Linked DNA regions of Homo sapiens: region 1 is linked to region 2. A link is an interaction called in ENCODE POLR2A ChIA-PET data of the cell type or tissue named here. Cell type or tissue: A673. All regions are shown on one strand. Links, peaks and the distances in the headings refer to the core of each region. The heading gives the core; the rest is flanking DNA. Region 1 has its middle 23 kb from the start of PPP1R3C. Region 2 overlaps HECTD2-AS1 (HECTD2 antisense RNA 1).

The links. ChIA-PET counts read pairs that join two places held together with the same protein. Peaks named below come from ENCODE experiments on the same cell type or tissue, not always from the same donor. Only the 100,000 strongest peaks of a DNase experiment are listed, where the experiment ranks them.
Region 1: POLR2A ChIA-PET joins it to region 2 with 7 read pairs; 3 of 35 experiments call an interaction of 5 or more read pairs at or near these places.

The regions. Positions count from the first base shown.
Region 1 is chr10:91,650,730-91,662,123 of GRCh38, forward strand. No RefSeq gene overlaps it. Among named protein-coding and RNA genes, the nearest start is that of PPP1R3C, 23 kb to the left of the region's middle. RefSeq lists an enhancer at 2,125-3,324. In A673, for the core only: no CTCF peak of the experiment used is centred there; no DNase peak of the experiment used is centred there.
Region 2 is chr10:91,375,025-91,386,418 of GRCh38, forward strand. All of the region lies in intron 3 of HECTD2-AS1 (HECTD2 antisense RNA 1), which reads right to left. Among named protein-coding and RNA genes, the nearest start is that of HECTD2, 30 kb to the right of the region's middle. In A673, for the core only: no CTCF peak of the experiment used is centred there; a DNase peak (open chromatin) is centred at 6,367.

The DNA.
Region 1 (11,394 bases), core at 5,274-7,773, 280 kb after region 2:
AGGGGGAAGTATGGGGAGACAAAAAGAAGCCGCATATTTGAAGTACATGGCACCTTAGAGAAACTATACAAGGGCCTACTAGAGACTTCCAATTGCCCCTCCAGATGCATTTGCCACACACTTACAACCTATTTTGTGCCTGTATGAACTATATTGATGGCTTTCCCTGCCTTCTAGCTTCTGGTTATTCTGTCAACAAGAGGCCCTGGCAAGAGAGCAGAGGGTAGGAGGAGAATGAAATCAAAGTATTTATTCTCCCAGCTTCCACCCTGACAGGTGGCTATGTTTGGCTTCACTCCTCTACCTATGGCCATGGCTTCTATCTGGCGGTCCTCTCTGTGGAGCTGCTCCATGGGCCCTGCAATGGCTCTCTCCACTTTTCCTACAGACTAAGAGGTAATAACAGCTCCCTGAGCTCTTACCCACAGGGGACTGCACCACCTCTTGTCAGTTTTCTCAGATCCTGTCCACACCCTTGTAATTACCCATTTTGATTATGCTATCTTCCTGCTAGAACGCTGACTGATACAAGGGCAAATAAGAAGCTAGATCATTCAGAAAGTTTTAAACTATTATAAGGGCTTTAGATTTTTGTCCTGAATGCCATGGGAAACCTCTGAAGGGGTTAGGCAGATGAGGTAGGTGATCAAGTTTGCATTTTTTAAATGTACACTCTTTGGGTCATGTCTACACTAAAAGTCCAGACATCACCATTACACAATATATCCATGTAACACAACTGCATTGTATCCCCTAAATCTATAAAAAATTTTAAAATGCAAAAAAAAATCACTCTAAGAGCTTCTGTGTAGAGAAGAGATGGAAGAGGTGTAAGAGGAGAAAGGGAGTCTGGTTATGAGGCAATTAGAGTCACAAAGTTGGCAAATGATGAGCCACAGTGGAAAAATCTGAGGCTGGCTACAGAGGTGTGACACAGAACTAGGAGGGACAAGGGAGCAACAGAAGCCCAGCAAGATCTTCAACATCATGCACATAAGACCACCGGGCTCTCTCCACTCTCTTCTTTGCCTCATGGAGTTTATATTGCCCAGCTGCAGTGACCTCCTCACCAATCGCAGTGACTGCCTCACCAATCACAGTACACCTTGTGCCTGGGGTACACTATCTATCTGGAATGTTCTTCCTCTCACCCAAATCCTACCCATCCTCCAAGACTAGCTCAAAAGATAATAAGTAACCATAGCTAACAATTTCTGACAACTTACTATTTTCCAGATATTATGTTAGCATTAGCTCATATAATTGGCCTACCTATGAAGGAGGTACTGTCACTCACTCCATTTTACTGATGAGGAATTGGGCTCAGAGCTGTTAAGTGCTCATAATCACACCACACTGGGCTTGAACCCAGGCCTGGATACCTTCAAAACCCTGTGTTTGATCCTGACCTAACATTGCCCCTGAAATAGCAATAGTTAACTTTGTTGATGACTTACTAAGTGACAGGTATTAAGCACTCCCTCAAACTGTTTTATTTGATGCTGGTAACAACCCAATGAGATAAGAAACAATTTAAATATCATCTTCAGGGTATGAAACTAAAGCAGAGAAAGTTAGAAACTAGCTCAAATGCCACCTCCTCAACAAAGTTTTGCCAGATTCCCCACACTCTTGAACACGATTCCTCCCTCCTCTGAAATCTGAGGCACTGCAATGCATCTCCAATAGCATCACCACCCTCTGCTTCATATCCTTGCTGCTTAGCCTGTATCATCTTTTTATTAAAAGGGCAATCTAAGTCTGACTCACCGTCAATTACCCCAAGCGCCTGTCCGTAGTTTCCCAACGGCCATTCCCTGACAATTACTTGCTTCAAGTAAGCACTTGCAGTATATTAATGAGTGAACACTGGAATGCCTGCAATGTGCCATCAAGGGACTCAACTAGTGATGAGTCACAGAGTTCCCCTCAGTATTTGCTTAGACCACAGCACTGGGCCCTCCAACCAGGGCAGAGCCAGTTATCTCACAGCCACTAGACTTCTGGATCACATTCAACATTAACCGAGGCACTATGTACACTGCCTGAAGAGCAGAAAAAAGAAATTCAATTTCTATTTATTATAAGTAGCTCATTAGGTAGTAAAATAACCATAGTGGTGGAGAGTTGTAGGTTTTGGAAGCCGTTACACCCAGTCCTGCTCTTCACTGCTCCATAAGCTTGATCCCATTAGTGACTTTACTTACTTGAACTGCAGACTCCTCATCTATAAAATAAAAAACAATAAGAACCACCTGCTTGGGATTGTTAGGAGGATTAAGTGAGACAATACATGAAAAGCATCTATAACTAAGGTGCCTGGCAGTAAATGGTAGTTATAATTAAATATGAAAGTAGTATATTCTGCATACTGCATTTAAGGGGTATCACTGGCAAACAGGAAATCTGAAAGAGAACAAGAGGATTGTTCCATACGCTGTCAAAGGAACTGGAGGAGTTTGGCCTATGACATCTAGGAGAATGTACAAGACGTATCTTAATAGATCTGTAGAATTCGCATGTGGAAGAGAAAGATGAATTCTGTGTGGCTCCTAAGATGAACTAGAACCAGTGGATAAAGTGGTAAAGCCCAAATTTTGATTCACTATAAGGGAAGCCTTTCAAATGACTAGGCTGTCCAGTTGGACTGGAAAACTAGCAGGAGTTTGCTCATTGGACTTGCTCAGGCAAAGCCTGGAAGATACGTCAGAGATACTAAAGGCAGAAATGCTTTATGTGGGAGGTCAGCCTCAATGGCAAGGAAGTTTCATGCTAATGCCAAGATTCTGTTATTCTGTTGTCCAAAAATGCAAATGCACACGGGAAAGTTGAATAATGAAAGATCCAAAGGTTTCATGCACTCGATTATTAATTCTGGAGTGGCACAAATTAATCTATCAGCTGCAATGATTTATTTCCACCCACATCCAGGTAGACTCCTTTTCCTGAATACTTACAAAGATGATTCAGAGCTGTCATCTTGGCATCTCTCCAGACAATAGACTCATAGTTTCCTAAAGTTGGACAGAACCTGTGAGTTTTTTTAAACCAACTTCTGATCAAATGTCTTTGAATAGAAGAATAATCTCACACTCCTTAGCTGGTTAGCAGCGCACAGAGAAAAACAATCCCTACACAGTGGAGATAAACACATAAAGTGATTACTGTGAACATCCAAACTTTAGGCACCAGGACTGCTATCTAGCGAGGGCTATTCTCTGCTTCCAGGATGGCGCCTTGTTACTGCGTCCTTCAGAGGAGCGGAACCCTGTGGCCTCACATGATGGAAGGCAGAAGCAAGTCAATCAAACCCTGCATAAAGCCTCTTTTATGAGGGCCTTAATTGCACTGGTGAAGAAGGAGACCTCATGGCCTAATGACCTCTTAAAGGCCCCACCTCTTAATCCTCACACTTTGGCCATTACGTTTCAACACCCAAAGTTTGGAGGGGACACATTCAAAGCATAGCACTCCCCATGCTTCTAGAAAAAGGATAGGGCATCACCAAAGCAGTTGAGAAGCAAAAATAGGTGCCTTTACTTGTACCTACAGACACAAAAGCAGGGACTGTTTTTACCTGTATTACATTAGGTATGCAGTTGGCTATGTTTTCGTAGATACCATGTCTCTCGTCTAAAGTCTACTTTGACTGATATTGATATATCAGACAAGCTTTTTCAAGATTCATCTTTTCATGGTATATCTTTTTTCATCTTTTTGCTTTTAACCTGTGTCTTTATATTTAAAGTGGGCTATTTGCAGAAGTATACATTTGGGTATGGCTTGGTTTTATTTTAAATCATGTCTGACAAAAATCTTCCTTTTAATTGGAGTGTTTAGATCATTTTTATTAATATAATTACTAGTGTGGTAGGAATTAAATCTGCCATTTGAGATTTGTTTTTTATTTGTTGCATCTGTTATTTATTCCTTTTTTTGTTTGTTTGTTTGAGATGGAGTTTCACTCTGTTGCCTAGGCTAGAGTGGCGTGATCATAGCTCACTGCTGCAACCTTGAACTCCTGGGCTCCAGTGATCCTCCTGCCTGAGCCTCCTAAATCGCTGGGATTACAGACATGAGCCACTGCGTCTAGCATATTTATTCCTTTTCGCATCTTTCCTTGCCTACCTTAAAGTCAATTGAGTATTTTTAAAGAATTTTATCTCAACTAAATGCTTATTTCCCATGCTTTTTGGTGGTTTTTTTTTTTTTTTTTTAGGAATTGCTCTAGGGTTTACATTGTGCTTCTTTCCCTTATTGCAGTACACTTTCAAATAGTATTATGCCAATTTATAGTGTAAAAAATATAATGTTTTAACAGTATATGTATATTTCACTCTCGTATCCTTTATGCTATTGTTGTTGCACATTTTACTTCTAGAAATATTATAAAGCCTATAATGCATTGTTATCTTTTCTTCTGCGGTGTCAAACTTGCTGTTAATCCCATCTAGTAATTTTTAAATTTCAAATATCAAGAAATTCCATTTGGCTCTTTTTTGTATCTTCCATTTCTCTCCTTGCTGCATTCACGTTTTTCTTTAATACTTGAACATAGTTATATTAGTTGTTTTAGCATTCTTGTCTCCTAATTGCATCATCCCTATCATCTCTGAGTCTGTTTCTATTGACTGATTTTTTTCGTGGTTATGAGTCTTATTTTCCTTCTTGGCATGTCTAACATTTTTTTTTTTTTTTTTTTGAGACGGAGTCTGGCTCTGTCGCCCAGGCTGGAGTGCAGTGGCACGATCTCGGCTCACTGAAAGATCCGCCTCCTGGGTTCATGCCATTCTCCTGCCTCAGCCTCCCGAGTAGCTGGGACTACAGGTGCCCGCCGCCACACCCGGCTAATTTTTTGTATTTTTAGTAGAGACGGGGTTTCACCATATTAGCCAGTATGGTCTCGATCTCCTGACCTCATGATCCACTCGCCTCAGCCTCCCAAAGTGTTGGGATTACAGGCGTGAGCCACCACGCCCGGCCAACAATTTTTTATTGGATGTTGGACATTATAATTTTAAGTTGTTGAGTTACTAAATTATACTGTCTTCCCTTAAAGAGTGTTTGGCATTGTTCTGGTAAGTAGAAAATTTACTTGGGGTTGGCCAGGGGCGGTGACTCATGCCTGTAATCCTAGCACTTTGGGAGGCGGGTGGATCACAAGTTCAGGAGATCAAGACCATCCTGGCTAACACGGTGAAACCCCATCTCTACTAAAAATACAAAAAAAAAATTAGCTGGGCGTGGTGGCGGGCGCCTGTAGTCCCAGCTACTCAGGAGGCTGAGGCAGGAGAATGGCATGAACCTGGGAGGCAGAGCTTGCAGTGAGCCGAGATCGTGCCACTGCACTCCAGCCTGGGAGACAGAGCGAAACTCCGTCTCAAAAAAAAAAAAAAAAAAAGAAAGAAAGAAAATTTATTTGAGGTTCAATGCAATTGTTTGCCAGATTTGTTAGAGCATGTCTATAGTAGCCTTCACTCTATGGATAATTTAGCCCATTAATAAGCTATGGTGGCCAGGCAAGGTAGATCATGCCTGTAATCCCAGCACTTTAGGAGCCTGAGGCAGGCAGGAGAATTGCTTGAGCTGAGAAGTTCAAGACCAGCCTGGTTAACATAAGAAGACTCCATCTCTACAAAAAATTTAAAAATTATCCGGGCATGGCGGTGTATGACTGTAGTCCCAACTATTTAGGAGGCTGAAGTAGGAGAATCACTTGAGCCTGGGAGGTCAAGGATAAAGTGAGCTGTGACCACGGGGCCACTGCACTCCAGCCTGGTTAACAGAGTGAGACTCTGTCTCAAAAAAAAAAAAAAAAAAAAGCTATGGCCATTCTAGGGTCTCTAGTGAATGCTCCAAATGATCAACAAGAACTCTCAACCCTGGCCTATGGGAACTCAGTGATCCCAGTCCTATGTGAGCTCTAGAAACTTTTCAGCTCTTTGCCCATACCTCATAGAGTTTCACTGTACACATTTAAGGCTTAGTGTTCAGCAAAGACTCAGGGAGCGCCACGCAGATTTCTGGAGGGCTTTTTCTACATAGCTTCCTCCTCTCCAGAACTCTGCCCTACAATTTCCAGTCGCTTTAGACTACTTGAACTTCAGTCTCTGTCTCAACTCAGTGAGTCTACCATGTTCTGCCTGGGATTCCTCTTTTTGCTTTGTGATCCAGAACGTGCCTCCAGGCAGAAAACCAGGACAATTATAGGGTTAGCCTCATTTGTTTCCCTTCTCTAAGGGATCACAGTCCTGTGATGCCTGTTGCCAATGTCTAAAGACAATTGATATTTTGTCCAGTTTAAGGTAGGTAAGTAACACCTTGATGGCCAGAAACAGAAGTCCTCTAGTTGTTCCTAATTTTATAAAAACAGTATTGTGCTACAGGTAACCCTTGAGGACTTCTGTTTTTCACTCTATATTCTATTGCCAGGATTCATCCATATCTTCATATGTAGCTGTGAGCTATTCTTTTGACTGCCATGTAATAGTACGTTGTGTGAAACCACAAGCTACTTACCCATTCTCCTGTTGATGGGCATTTGGGTTGTTTCCAGTTTTTTGTTGTGATTATTTTTGTATATGTTTCCTGGTATATTTTTGTAAGAGTTTCTTTTGTATATTTAATATTTTAATTAACATTTTTGCTGATTGTATCAAGCCCTTTTCTGACATTTATTGATTACATCATTTTTCCCCTTAATTTGTTGCTGTAGGGAATTATATTGTTGGACTTCCTAATGGCAAACCTTTCTGGCACTCCTAAAATACACTTAGTTGGGGTCTATCATTCTTTCAACAAGACTACTAGAACTACTAAATTTTGTGAGTCCAGTTTATTGAGGAATAATTTATAGGTAGTAAAAATCATACTTCTAAAGTATATAGTTTGATGAGTTTTGACAAGTATATTCAGTCATATAACCACCACCACAATAAAGATATAAACATTTCCATCACACCAAAATGTTTCCTCATACCCTTTCACAGTCAATTTTCTGTCCTACCTCAAATCCTTGGAAATTATTTGTCTGAGTTCTGTTCTTATAGGTTCACCTTTTCCAGAATGTCATACTCTAAATAAAGTCATACAATATGTAGGCTTTTACAAATGGCTTTTATCACTCTACATAATGCTTTTGCAATTCATCCATGTTGTTGCATATATCAAGAGTTTTTTTCCTTTTTTACTGTTGAATAGTATTGTATGAGTTCATCCATTTGTTCATCCATTCACTAGTGGGTAAACTTTTGGACTTTTTGTTTCCAGTTTTTAAAAACAATTAGAAATCCGTCTGCTGTACAAATTTAGGTATAAGTCTTTTTGTGGACAAATGCTTTCATTTCCTTAGGTAAATACCTAAGTGTTAGATTGCTGGGGCATCTGATAAGTTCAGCACTATAGAAACTGACAGACTTTTCCAAAGTATCTATACTATTTTGCATTCTCACAAGCAAGGTATAAGAGTTCCAGTTGCTCCAACTCGTCACCAGCATTTTATGTCGTCAATAGGTTGTTTGACTTATTATTGAGCTGCAAAAGTTGTTTATATATTCAGGATATAGGTCCTTTGTTAAACAGATTTTTTACCAATATTTTCTCTTAGTCTGTGCTTTCCTTTTTTTATTTACTTAATGTCTTTCAAATGCTTAACCCAAGACCACAAAGATTTTCTCCTATATTTTCTCCTAGAAGTTTTATAGCTTTAGCTCTCACATTTCTGTCTATAATCTATTTTGATTTAGTATCTTCGTAGATGTGAAGTAAGGGTTAAGATGTTATTGTTGTTCTTGTTACTCTTTTGTCCTTGTTTTTACATATGGAGTTTCAATTATTCCAGCACCATTTTTTTAAAGATGACCCTTTCTCCATTGAATTTCCTTTGCATATTTGTCAATATTCAATTGTACATAAGTATGTGTGGGTCTATTTCTGGAGTCTCTATTCTATTCTATGTTCTATAAAACTATCCTTTTGCCATTATAACGTGTTCTTCATTTTTTTTTCTTTTGAGATGGAGTCTTGCCCTGTTGCCCAGACTAGAGCGCAGTAGCACGATCTTGGCTCACTGCAACCTCCACCTCCTGGGTTCAAGCAATTCTCCCTGCCTCAGCCTCCTGAGTAGCTGGGACTACAGGCATGCACCACCACGTCCAGCTAATTTTTGTATTTTAGTAGAGACTGGGTTTCACCATGTTGGCCAGGCTGGTCTTGAACTCCTAACCTCAGGTGATCCACCCGGCCTCCCAAAGTGCTGGGATTACGGGCATGAGCCACTGCGCCAGGCCTCATTATAACACATTCTTGATTACCATGACTTCACAGTTAAGTCTGAAATCATGTAGTACGAAAGTCTTCCAACTTTGTTTTTATTTTTCAAATGGACTTGCTACAGTTTTACATAAAATTTTTTCATGTTTAGTCATAAGGTGAACTACAGAAGCATTTTGTGATATATATATATTAGGTTTTAATATTAAAGTTATGCTTGTTTCATATTATTAATTGAGGAACTTTCCATACCTTTTCAGAGTCTGAAATAATTTGACTAACACAGAAATTAACTCTTCCTTGAAGATTAGATGGAATTCCATTGTAAACAATTTAAGTAGGTTTTTGTTTCCTTAAAAAGAAAATTTTAACAATCTTTTGCATTTCTTCTGTCATTTTTGGTGTATCTGAGTTTTTTATATATCTTCCTGTACCAATTTTACTCATTTATATTTTCCTAGAAAATCATCTATTTTGTTTAGACTTTCAGATTTACTGAGATTTATCAATTTACAATTAATTAATAAACTTCAAATGTATAAATATATTTATAAACATAGAAAACTGAGGCACAGAGAAATCAAGTAACATGCCAGAGATCATACAGCTAATAGCTGGTAGGGCCATGATTTGGATCTGGGCTCCAGAATCCCTGCATTTAACCACTAGACATCAGGAAAAACTGACATGTGACAGTTTTTCCTGATGTCTACAGTGACCTACATGTTTGGAATATCATTTGATAAAGTCTTTCATGATATCCTTATGAACAAGACAAAGAAATGTTAGGCAGCTACAAAACTTGTTGAGCAACCTTGCCCAAACAGAACTCCATCTTTAGCTTTCTTCTTTAAATCCATCAAGAAAGAAAATAAAGGACTTGACATAAAGATCCAAGACTTCCATGAAAACATAAAATATGTTTTCCAAATGTGCAAATGGTACAAAAGTGAATCTAATAGCTTAATGGTGAAAAGGAACTCAAAAAAGCCTTCACCACTGTAACTTAGACAACCAAATGAATGTAAACTGAACAGACTTTAGGCCCCACAAGAGCAAAGACAAAATATGTCTTATTTATCAATGTAAACAAAGCTCCCAGGAGAATCATAGCTGCTAAGTAAATATTTTTGAATGTTCATTGAAAGAAAAGTATGCACATTACTGAACTTAAACAACTGCACAAGTTTAAAATGCAGTTGACATGGTTAAACATTGAGACAAGGGGGAAAAAAAGTTTTGGTTTGCCACAAGCTGTGTTAATCAATAATGCAAGGGTGCAGGATTTGGCGACAGAAAACTTAAAACTGGATCTGTTTCCAGGACAAGCCACTTAAGCTCACAGCGAAATAAAGTTAAAAATTATTCCATTTTTTATTTTATTTTATTTTATTTGAGACAGAGTCTCATTCTGTCACCCAACCTGGAGTACAGTGGCATGATCTCAGCTCACAACAACTTCTGCCTCCAGGCTCAAGCAATCTTCCCACCTCAGCCTCTCATGTAGCTGGGACCACAGGTGCATTCCACCATGCCTGGCTAATTTTTGTATTTTTTGTAGAGATGGAATTTTGCCATGTTAGCCAGGCTGGTCTCAAACTCCTGGGCTCAAATGATCCACCTGCCTCAGCCTCCCAAAGTGCTGGAATTACAGGCATGAGCCACCATGCCTGGCAAATAATAATTCAAAAGATTGGTGTGAGCATAAGATCATTTATGTGAGAATTTTTTTGCAAACTACAAATGTCCATTATTATTGTTGTTATTATTAGATTATAAATTCCAACAGGAAGTTAAAAAGTACCTTGAGCTTAACTGTAATTTCTCAGTTTTGACAGGGTTTAGGGGACAGGGTGAAGATTTGAAAACGGTATGTATGAAGTGCCTAGCAGGATGTCCAAAATATATTTAACATTTTAAAAATCTTGGTATAAGTGGATTATCTTTTCATACATATTAGACTGTATGCATGAGGGGACTCCAAAAAGTTCACGGAATCTGGGTGCAGTGGTGTGTACCTGTAATCCCAGCTACTGGAGAGGCAGAGGTGGGTGGATCATTTGAGACCAGCCTGGGCAACATAGTGAGACCCTGTCTCTTAAAAAAGAAAAGAAAAGAAAATGTTAGTGGAAAATGAAATTAAAAGATAAAAATAGAAAATATAAACTGTATTTCTGAACATAAGCTCCATCAAGGTTAAGATACTCTATAAGCAATGATACCAGCCATATAGTCCATCCTTAAAGAACTGGGAATTTAACAATGTCAATGTGTTTTTTTTTTTAAATAATTAACTGAAGAAAAGTGGGTGCCCTTTAAAGATCTTTCCAAGATTAGAAAACATAAATAAGTCAGAAGGAGTCAAATCAGTACTGTAAGGTGGATGCCTAATGATTTCCCACAAAAACTCCCAAAAAATTGCCCTTGTTTGATGAGAGAAATGAGCAAGAGCATTGTCATGGTGGAGAAAGACTCTCCGGTGAAACCTTTCCAGGTGTTTTTCTGCCAAGTCTTTGGCTTTCTCAGAACAATCTCATAATAAGCAAATGTTATCATTCTTTGGCCCTCCAGAAAGTCAACAAGAAAAATGCCTTGAGTATCCCAAAAAACTTCTGCCATGACCTATGCTCTTGACTGATCCACTTGTGCTTTGACTGGACAACTTCCACCTCTTGGTAGCCATTGTTTCAATTGTGCTTTGTCTTCAGGATCATACTGGTAAAGCCATATTTCATCTCCTGTTACAATTCTTTGAAGAAATGCGTCGGGATCTTGATCCCACTTGTTTAAAATTTCCATTGAAAGGTCTGTTCTTGTCTGCAGCTGATCTGGGGACAGTGGTTTTGGCACCATTGAGCGGAAGTTTGCCCAACTTTAATTCTTGAGTCAGAAGTGTTTAAGCTGAACCAGTTGAAATGCCTATGGTATTGGCTATTTTCTGGTGTTAATCATCAGTCCTCTTCAATTACTGCATGAACAATATTAATCTTTTTCTCACAAATTGATATGGATGGTCAGTCACGTGGGCTTCACGTGACTTCAACAGTCTCATTCCTTCTTAAAATGAATTATCCATTTGTAAACTAATAATTTGTTTTGGGCATTGTTCCCATTAATTTTTCA
Region 2 (11,394 bases), core at 5,412-7,911:
TAATCCCATCTAGTGTACTTGTCATGTTAGATATTGTATTTTTCATCTTTAGAAGTTCACTGTGCATCATTTTCATATCATCTATGTGTCTCTTAAAACTGCTCATATTACTATTTACTTGAACAAATAGAATGTATTAATCGTGTATATTTTAACATCCTTCTCTCTTAATCTAATCATCTGTGTTATTTCTGAGTCTGTTTCTAATTAATTGATTTTCCTCCTCATTGTAGATTGTCTTTTCTGCTTCTTGCATGTACGGAATTTTTTTATTGGATGCCAAGTATGGTGAATTTTATATTTTGGCATGCTAGATTGTTTTGTGTTCTTTTCTAAACTTTTTTCTGGGATACTGTTGAGTTTCTTAGAAACAGTTTAATCCTTTTGTGCCTTGCTTTTAAGCTCTGTTAGGTAGGACTAGAGCAGGCTTTAGTCTCAGTAATTAATCTCAACCAGAGGCAACATTTTGCAGTGTATGGAGACACTTTCAGTTGTTACAACTGGTGGGAGGTAAGGGGAGTGCTACTGGCATCTAGTGGGTGGAGGCTAAAGATACTGCTACACATCCTATAATGCACAGGACAGCACCCCACAACAAATAATTATTGACCCAAAATGTCAATAGTGCCAAGAATGAGAAACCATGGTCTACAGCTATTTTGGTTCCACTACTGAGACAATACCCTTCTGAGTGCTCTACCTGATGCTCTGTGTATTCAGAGATTTCTCTATCCCAGTGTGGGGGAAAGAAAACTATTTCAAGCCCTATGGGAGGTCCAAGAATTGTTTTCTCTTCTTTCTGGTGGCTTCTGGTAGTTTCCTCACACACATGTCCTGATAAATTCTCAGTCAAAGGTGGAAGGACTCCTCTACAGATTTTCAGAGGTCTGATTCTGTAAAGCTCTTCTTCAGGACTTTGCCCTGTGAAATCTAGCCACACTGGTCTTTCTGGAATCTCAACTACATCTCCTGAATGCAGGGTGTCTGCAGGCTCTATTTGGGATGTCCTTTCTGTTCAGTGGCCCAAAAACTGTCTCTAAGCCGTAAGTTGGGATAATTATAGGGCTCACCTTATTTGTTTCTCTTCTTCTAGGGATGACTGTCTTGCATTGCCTGTTGTTCAGTGTTTGAAAGTCACTGATTTATATATTTTGCCTGTTTTTTGGTCATTTCACTCAGGAGAATAAGTCCAATCCCTGGCCCTCCATCATGGCCAGGGATAGAAGTGCTTGAATAGTTTTAGAGTTTTAGTTTTCAATATGCTTTTAATCAGTAAGTTGTCGTATTATTATTAGCTGATGTCTTAAGACACAATTGCAGGGTTCATCCTTAAAAATATTTCAAATGCTCTTGTTAATTTAGATGATTTCCCCTAGCTTTGTGTCACCTCTAATTAAGCTGTAGTCTTTACCTTGTTAGATGGCTGACAAATAACTTATATAAGAGTACATATGTCAGCTCTGTCATTTTCTTGTTCTTGGTATTTGTGTTATTTTACTATCTTCAATCTGTGTTTTGTTTGCAGAAATCTATTTTAATTATAGGAAAATTCATTTGCACACAGAAGTAGAGATCACAAAATCAACCTGATGTGCCCCTTACTCATTTTCAATAATTGTCAGTTCACAGCCTATTTTGTCTTATCTATACTCCAACCTACTTCTCACAGTGCCCTCTCTCACCTTGGATTATCCTGAAGTGAATCCCAGGTATTATATTATTTTATCTATAATTCTTTCAGTGTGTATACCCATAAAACAAACTACTGCTTCATTATCCCACCCAAAAACATAACAATAACTTCTTAATACCATGAATATGCAATCAGTCCTCAAACTTTTTTGATTAATTCCAACTTTTTGGTTTTTGTGTTTATTTGAATCACTGATATGGTACCTTTCAAAACTCATGTTAAAATTTAATTGCCACTGTGATAGTATTAAGAGATGAGACTTTTAACAGGTAAATTGTCATGAAGGCTCCACTCTCATAAATGGATTAATGCCTTTACTGCAGAAATGTGCTGCTTATCATGGGAGTGGCTCCTGATAAAAGAATGGAGTTCAGCTCACTTACTGTCTCTGTCTTGCATGCTTGTTTGCCTTTCCACCTTCTGCCATGAGATGACTGTTGCCAGATGCTAGTGCCATGCTCTTGGACTTCCCAGCCTCCAGAACCATGAGCCAAATAAACTTCTGTTCTTTATAAATTACCCAGTCTGTGATATTCTATTATAGCAGCAGAAAATGGACTAAGTCAATCAGCATCCAAATAATGTGCATATATTGTGGTTGGTCATCTCTTACTTAAGTATCTTTTAATTTGTAGGCTCCTCTAGCTCTCTCTTTCTCTGCAATTTATGTGTTAAGGAAACAACTATTTATCCTATTGAGTTTTTCACCACTTGCATTTTGCTCAGGGGTTAGGTGTCATTTAACAGATTCCTCTGTCACCTATGTTTCCCATGAATTGGTAATCATATATAGACATTTGATCAAATTCAAGTTCTTTCTTTTTAATCAAATTACTTCATGGGTGGTGTGTAACTCTACCAGTATGCACAGTTGGTGATACTAGTAGCCTTGGATGATCATTGCATAAATTCACTGATTCATTATGATGTTTATTTCTGTAATCCGTGTTTAATTCTATCTTTTTTTCTTCATTTCTTAGCTAGAATACATGTAAAAAGACAACCTTCTCTTCATGATTATATTATAATTCTATCATGCCTTCTTCACTTAGTAGACTAAATATTCTATAAACATACTTCTTAATTGCAAGTATTTTTTCGCAAGGAATAGGAATTTTATAAGAAAAGGGGGATAACTGCTTATTTTTCCCTTTCATTTACCATTTTTCAAAATAGTGATTTTCCCCTATCATTCTCCAAATGTAACCAAAGATTTTTTTGTATCACTATGAACTCATGGATTTAAACATATTTCATGTATTTCAATCCATTGCACTTATGATTCTTGTTAATGTTTGATTTGTCCTATCTCTGATCAGTGGAGCTTATTCAAGATGACTCCTCCACCCTTTTGACATGGCCCCAGTAGTCTTTGATAGTTTCCCTTCTATCTGGTTTGACAAAATATTTCAGGTTTATCTGCTTATACTAGATAATGTAAAATCCTCTCCATAGAGACAGTACCTTTTTTCATTTCCCCCTGCAAAGTATGAGTGCTGGCTTCCCCCACAACCTTACCAGCAGAGTACTGAGTCAAACTGCTGGATTTTTGCCAATCTGATAGGTGGGAAGTGGTATCTTTGTGTGGTTTTAATTTGCATTTATTGCTGTGAGCCAGACTGAATATCTTTTCATATAGTTAAAAGCTATTTGCTGTGAGCTATTTGTATCTCAGCCCATTTTGCAAAAAAAAAAAAAAAAGCTTTTTAGTAATCTGTAATTTCTTTGCAACATTATATTAAGCCATGTACCCATTTTTTAAAGTTAGTTTAGACAGAATATAATCAGTAAGTCCATTTAACCAGGCAATATAAATTTTAATATGTGCTATATGCTGAAAGCAAACAAAGACCAAAGGAACTAATGAGAGCTCTGGGTTACAGAGCTCCAACCCTCACTCTTCACTCATGATACTTCTTGGTCTATATGTGACATATTGGACAGATGGACTAAGTGAGAGGGCCATGGCCAATCTATACATTTTAGTTTAGGAATGTTTCTTTTATTTCTACTTTTTTTAGATGAAACAGATAACACAAGATACCACAGTAAAATTGATTTCGTTCAAATGAATGTAATTGCATTTAGGTTTTCTTTCCACACCCCAGTAGTTCAGCTTGCACATCCCCAGTGAGGGTTGGACAGAACCACTTTGGAGACCACTGACCACAGGATGAAACCCAAACTTTCTAGCTTGGGATAACAGAATGTCCATCAGAATGCAACCCCTGTCCACATTTTGACTTTGACTCACACCACTTGTTTCCTGGCTTTTGCTCTATCTAAGTCTTTGCAGTTTCCTAAACATGCCCTTCTATTTCAGGAACACTGCATCCTTCTCCCCACTGACCAGTGAGTTCCTACAGCGGGCTGCCCCACAAGCTGCACAAGCACACTGGGCAGCTCTGCTCCTACTCCATCATGAAGAGCATCTGTGGAGAACAATCCTGACCCTTTCAGGCTGATTTAGGCCCTGTCTTCCTGAGGCTCACTTTGAATGTTGTGGCAAAACCACTGACAGAGCTTTTTGAAGAGTCTAGGGAGCAAGTACAAGTCGCCCTCTTCCCTTAACTGAAGAATCGTTCTCCAACTCTCCATCATCGGGAAGGTAGCTTCAGAAGGAGGCCAAGAAGAGGTGACTGAGAACAAGGTCCAGCCTGTGCCCAGCTCCCCACTGCCCCCCAACCCCCCACCCCCCACCAACCATTACTAGTGGTCTTCCTAGAGGGGTGGCTGAAGGGTCAGAGCCTGAGTATACTTCCTTGATGGCAGAAGAGAAACAGGAGTCCTCACTCAAGACAATGGGAGAAACTGAGCTGGAGGAAAGAGCTAAGCCAAAAACTGGGCTGGAGAAGCGAGGTCTTGTATTAGGCTGTTCTTGCATTGCTAAAGAAAAACCTGAGACTGGGCAATTAAAAAAAGAAAGAGGTTTAATTGACATATGGTTCTGCAGGCTTTACAGGAAGCATGGTGCTGGCATTTGCTCAACTTCTGGTGAAGCCTCAGAGAGCTTTTCATCACGGCAGAAGGCAAAGCACAGGCAGGAAATTCACATGGTGAAAGCAGGGGCAAGTGAGAGGAGGGGGAGAGGTGCCAAAACCTTTAAATGACCATATCGCATGAGAACTCAGTTGCTATCATGAAGACCGCACCAAACCATGAGGGATCCACAACCCATGATCCAAACATCTCCTACTAGGCCCCAATTCCAGCACTGGGGATTACAGCTCAACATGAGATTGTGGCAGGGACAAATATCCAAACTATGTAAGGTCTAAAATTAATGGAGAAGTCAAGTGGAATCCAATTTAGAGTAGCTCCAGGAAGTAGAATTTCCATGGGATTCTATAGGGGAACTCTATCAGCACTGGCCCCTCTTGGGGACAGCAAACAAGGAAGAGGAAGTCACAAGGTCACACCTGTCTACAAGGCAGTGTTTCCACATTCCACCATAGCTTTGGCATTTTATCTCTCACTTCCTCTGGACCTATGCGTAGGTAACTGGCCCTATCTCCACTCTCTGTGCAAAAAATCCCCCCTGGCAGGGCCTCTCTACCATTCTCCAGCTTCAGGCCTGCAAAAGCCCCAAGATCTAACTCCTAACAGAGAGCTGAGAGGCCTCAGCCCATTTGTCAATCTAAGCATGACCAGTGACTACTAAATAAAACTGACACTTAGGCCAGGCACAATGGCTCACACCTGTAATCCCAGTACTTTGATAAGGCTGAGGCTGGAGAAGACCTTGAGCCCAGGAGTTCAAGACCAGCCTGGGCAACATAGTAAGACCCCATCTCAACCAAAACACTAAACGGACAAACAAACAAACCAACAACTGACACTTAGATTCTCATTTACCTTTTAGTATTTATCATTTAATGGATTAGAACCAAAGAGAAGAAGGAATGCGCTATTATCTCCCCAGACCTCATAGAGTTAGTTCAACTGGACAAAACTCATGAATCAAATGTACTCCACTTGAGAAAAGACTGAAAAGAAAGTGAATGGTTAGCCTAGAACTACAGTTAGCCTTCATAAATTCTGTAAAGTTTATGAAAAATGTAGATTCTAGGGCTTCTCCCTTGAGATTTTGATTCTGAAAAGTTTGGAATGATACCTTGGAATCTGAATATTTAAATTCCCCAGTAAATTTAGATGCAGGTTGTTTTCAGTGGCCTAGACAATAAAAAGGGAAAATTTAAAGTTGCAAAAGTTGCTGGGGTCACCTAAATACTGTCCAGAAGATAGCTGATCTCTGTGCAGGTTGCATCCCTGCCGTGAATTATGTAGCTGCTACCCTTGTTCTGGTTCTGAGCTTATCTACAACCTTCTGGCCATAATTTGGCATCCCTTGTGGCTTGCCTGCAGGGAGATAATTGACAGATCTGCTGACATGAGCACTCTGCTCTGTTGACAGCTCTTTCTCATTACAAAATCAATACATTGGCATTACGCTTACATTTTTATTTCTGTGGCTTTGGTTACTACAGGTCTCTCCTGAAAAGCAGTTTCTCACGGTGCAAATGAAAGTGGAGCTGATCAGTCTCACATACAGAAGAATGTTCAGAACAGTAACTTCCTGCTCTGATCCCAACAGTGTCTACCCTCCCTAGAGCTCCACCCCTGCCTGGCCTTTGTCTGCAATTTCCAGGGCCACCCACACCGTCCCCGCTCTCCCAGTGCCCTGGGGAGCCGCTCTCATTTATCAAATGCTCCTTGTTCCCTACCACCTCTCAGCCTATTAAACCGCTCTGTTCCCAGTCTCTGATCTTATCTCTTCCCCTCCTTGGCTTGAAGTTGTTGTCAATCATGCCACTCCATCTTTTTTTCTTTTCTTCCCCCACCACCCCCCACCAGCCCCCTGTGATAGAGCTACAGACAGTTTACAGCTCTTTTGGTCTGGCATGACAAAAAGACCCCTTTCTGTTATCCTCACTTAGTGCACGCCTGACCCCAGAGGGCAGTTGGGTGTGTGCCGTGGTCCTGGGAAAGGAAATGGGGGAGAGAGAAAAACTCATCTTGCCAACAGGGTTAAAGCCAGACCCATCGCTGTGTCCAATTCACCACAAATGAATGTCACTCTGTACTGTGTGTTGGCAGCCAGCTGGCTTCTCGGGCGAAACCTCTGTGAATTGCCTGAGCCACATGCCTCAGCATTCATACTGCATCACATTCAAGTTAAAGAACAGAAGAAAAGGCACACTAGATTAGACCCATCTTTCTTCCCAGGCAGACTTGGGCTCTTAACAGTGGCAGTGTCTGTCAGGTTGCCCTTCAAGATATTCACCTCAATAGATTAGAGACAGCCCCACACAGCTTCTTTTCTTTTGTAACCTATTATTTAATCCTCTCCTTTATTCTCACTATCAAATTTGTCATCATGTTCTGCCAATTTCTCTTGTCACAGTCATCATTCTAACCCTCATTATCTCACATTCCAGCTATGGAGAGGCTCTGATTTTTGTGTTGGGTCTTCCCTCTCCCTACTAAAGTGATCTTCATGAAACACTTTCATCATCTCACTGGTTGGCTCCGAGTCCTACTAGGGCAGTCAGATCCAGGCTCCCCTTCCCAGATCTCAATGGATCTCAATAACCAGCTCCACCTGAACTGATCTCATCTCAGACTCTTATCTGCGTTCAGGCCCTTCTTGGTACAGTGCCCCAAAACTTCAGCCCCATAGCTTCCTGAAGTAGCCTCACCTATGCTCTCTTCTGAATTCTGCCTTGTTTTAAAATGCCAACTTCAAACCTTGCGATGCTTCAAGTGGGCAGCTGGGATAGAGAGAGCACTGAGCATGGTGTCACAGGCAAAACCAGCTATTGGTTAGAAAAGAAAGGCAGCATACACACAAAATACCAGAAAAACTCAGTCCACACTCTGAGCAGCCCCTGCTGTGCTCTACTTGTTCACCAGGCCAAAGCCCTACACCTAACTTCCCTGCCCACTGCATCTCCAAGGCCCCAAACTGCACAGAGCAGGGCAGCCCCCCGATTCTTGGCATCCTCCTGGATGGAGGCTTGGGAATCCTGGAGATATTTTTGGTTGTCAGAACTGGGGTAGGGTTGTGGGGAGAGGCTGGCATCTAGTGGGCAGAGACCTGTGATTCTGCTAAAGCAACCTGCAATCATAGGACACACCTCTCCCAACAACAAATTATCTTGCCCAAAATGTTTATAATGTCAAGGTCGAGAGCCTTGGCCAAGAAAGAGACAAAGCAGAAAGTTAGCCTAAAAAAGACACTCATTCAAACTAGCACAAGTGAAAATTGGAAGATACTGACATAATTTAAGTAATTTTCCAGAAGCCAAGTTTGGAGATGCAGCCTCACAGGACCTGGACAGTGCTTTGGAAGCCATTTCCACCATCTTGTTCACTCTGGGGCCACAGACTGTCTTTTTCTGGTCTCTGCTTCCCTGCTTCATCCTCCTTCTACTCTCTGCTTCCCTAGCGTGTGGCCCAGATGGTCAGTCACAATCCTGACTCCACAGCAGTTTTGGGGTCAAGCCTGTAGACAGGAGTTACTTATCATCTTTGAGTTTATTTAATTTTTCAATGGGAGAACTAGATTGTCCAGTCTTGGCCAAAAAAATGGTCTAGCTTTGAGTCATACTGTAATCATCTGTGGCTCAAAGGCAAGATCCTGCCCACTGTCCACTCGGCAGGGCTGTGGTGGGCACCACAAGGAGGAGTATTTCTTCTTCAAGGATGAAAAAAAGAAGAAGAAGAAGAAGAACATTTGAGACAAAGGAAAGAGAAGTCTAAGAAGGTGAAACCATTTGGCCTGAAATCTTGATAAAATAGATGGCCAGGTCACCTACCAAGAGAGGGGACTTGGAGTAAAGCTTAGGAAACTGCAGATATAGGGAAGGTGGAGAAGAGCAGCTCTGGAGAATTTGATATGGGAGAGGCCTAGGAGGCAAAGGACCAGCAAGTGGCTCTGAGGATCTCCAGTGTGCCTGGGAAGATACCTGCTCTAACCAAAGGAGGAAAAGAGAGTCTTGCCAGGGCTCAGGTTCCTAGGGCCCCACAGATCACAAGCATTGGAGAGTCACTTTTTGTTTTCTTTCCACCTTGTGGGAAGTTCTTTGAAAGTTTGGTAAGTGACTGAGCAAATGGGAATTGTGAGAGAGATATTCCAGACAAATTAGGCTTCCAAGGCTAGATAATGAGGGGCTAAGAGTTCTCAGGGACTCAGAGCCTCTGCCCTGGGAAACCAGAGAAAGGAAGCCTGCTTTTCTGTGAAACTGGCCTTCCTCAAGTCATCCAAAGTCAGTGTCTGGGCAGCCTTCCTTCCTCCCTTCTGCTTGGGTGGTAGACCAGTTATCAATTTATTGCCCCTCACCTCCAAATACACTCCTCATTACCTGCTCTGGGATAACACAACTGGACCCTTTAAGCATTTTTCCTTTGCAGCAAACACACTGTTAAGCTTTATCAATGCAGGTGCTGGGGTATGCTGTCAGAGGGGGAGGCTATTCTTCCTAGTTCCAGTGTACTTCCATTTGCTTCTTTTTGCTCCTGCTTTAAAGCTGTGGGCTGTGAAGTGTAGAACACGCAGCGGTGCTCCACTCCAGCCAAGTGCCAGCACACACAGTGCGTGGGCAAACTTGCAGCCTTGGCCTGGAGACCACCTCCCCACAGCCCTCCCAAGGTCATGCATGTGATGTGTGCATATGGTAGTCATCTCCATGCTGTGGGAGTGTGGGTCATTTTTATTTTACTACTATGTATATGTCAGGAACTGAGGTCAAAGAAAAAAGGTGTGAATTCTCAAATTGTAAGAGATAGTCTACTTTCCCCTGTCATTTAGAAATGAAATTTCCCCGATTTAAACTTGCATGTATTAGTAGATTAACTCTCATTATGTAAGTGCATAGAACTATTAAACTGAGATCTTACATTGTTTTGTACTCTGCAAAATATACCGAAATAGAGCAGTCACTTCAAGTCTACTATTTTACTTGCTACCAAGGGCAGTGGCAGCCCACCTGAGAAGGTATTGTACATAAAAACTACATCTTGTATTCTTTTCTCAAAACTTGGGAGGTAGGAGGAAAAAAATGAAAAGGAGAAGAATGAGGAATGCCAGAAAATATGAGTAATTATTTCTGCAAATTAGATGTGTACTTATTCTTTCGGGCTGTTTCATTTTGCCCTTGCAAATGTGTATTCTGCAACCACACAGGATAATTGGTATATACCCTGAATCTCTACCTTACTTGCCCTATTGATATTTTGGTGTTCCATGAGGGAAAGCCCCAGGAAAGAAGGGGGTGGTATATTGGGGAAAGATGTTGCATTTGCAACAGTAATTCTGCTATAATACTTTGTAAGCCCAAACTCTATGCCTTCTTTTCTGTGGATTAGAACTGTTTGTCTATAATGCCAAAGTAATTTATTCCTTGGCATTTAAAAGAAACACCCAAGTAACATAATTTCAATGTGCTAAAATTAATTTCAATTTTCTGGGAAGTGAGAGTGCATATGTGTGTGTGTGATTGTGTACATGTGTATGTACACTTTTTCCAAACCTCTTGGATTGTACTGACACCATTGTTATTTCCTGAGCATGAATAAACCCTCTTCCTTACTCACCCACTCATATTTTGAAACTTGTCAGGATATGAAATAATTTGGTGCACTTTTCATGCTAAAATTATCCTTGGAGGAAGAGTTCTACACACCAAACATTCACCCAAAAAAAGACTCTAAAAATGTAAATGTTTGGTTGTTCATGCCAGTAATCAAGGCTAGAGAATTCAACCCTTCCCAAGTTAGGGAGAGAGAAAGTCTGCTGTGCATCTTGTAGCACAACTGTCACCATCCGGGCTTGGAAGCTCTGTGTTCCTTTATCTCACTACAGTACAGTAATCCCCCTTATCCACGGGGCATACGTTCCAAGACCGCCAGTGGATGCCTGAAACCACAGACAGTCCAGAAACTTATGTGCACTATGTTTGTTCCTATACATACGTATCTGTGATAAAGTTTAGTTTATAACTTAGACACCGTAAGAGATTAATAACAATAGCTAATAATAAAATAGAACAACTCTAACAAGATACCATTAAACAGTTATGTGGATGAGGTCTCTTGCTGTCTTTCAAAATACCTTATTGTACTGCACTCACCTTCTTGTGATGATGTGGGATGATAAAATATGGTGTGCGTGATGCAATGAGATGAAGTGAGGTAAATGACGTAGGCATTGTGACTTAGCATTAGGCTACTACCGACCTTGAACACAAGCACTGTGATTCAGCAACAATCAAGGTAACTACTAAGTGGCAAACAGGTAGGTAACATAGACAGGGTGGATATGCTGGACAAAGGGAGGATTCCCATCAGAGCAGGACAGAACAGGATGGCACAAGATTTTATCACGCTACTCAGAATGGCACACAGTTAAAAACTTATGAATTGGTTATTTCTGAAGTGTTCTATCTAGTATTTTCAGACTAGAGTCGATTTCAGGTCACCGAAACCACATAAAGCAAAGCCAAGGATAGAGGGTGGGGGTATTGTACTGGCATTCTGATTTTTGAGAGCTGTCTTTTCAGCTGAGAAAATGGGGAGTAAGTCCAAGACAGCCTCATCTGCCGAAGAGCAGGTTGCATGGATGGAATGGGCAAAGACAGAGTGAATAAGTATATCATATGGTTAGCTAAGAAACTTTCCCCACTTTTTAAAGGCAGTTTTAA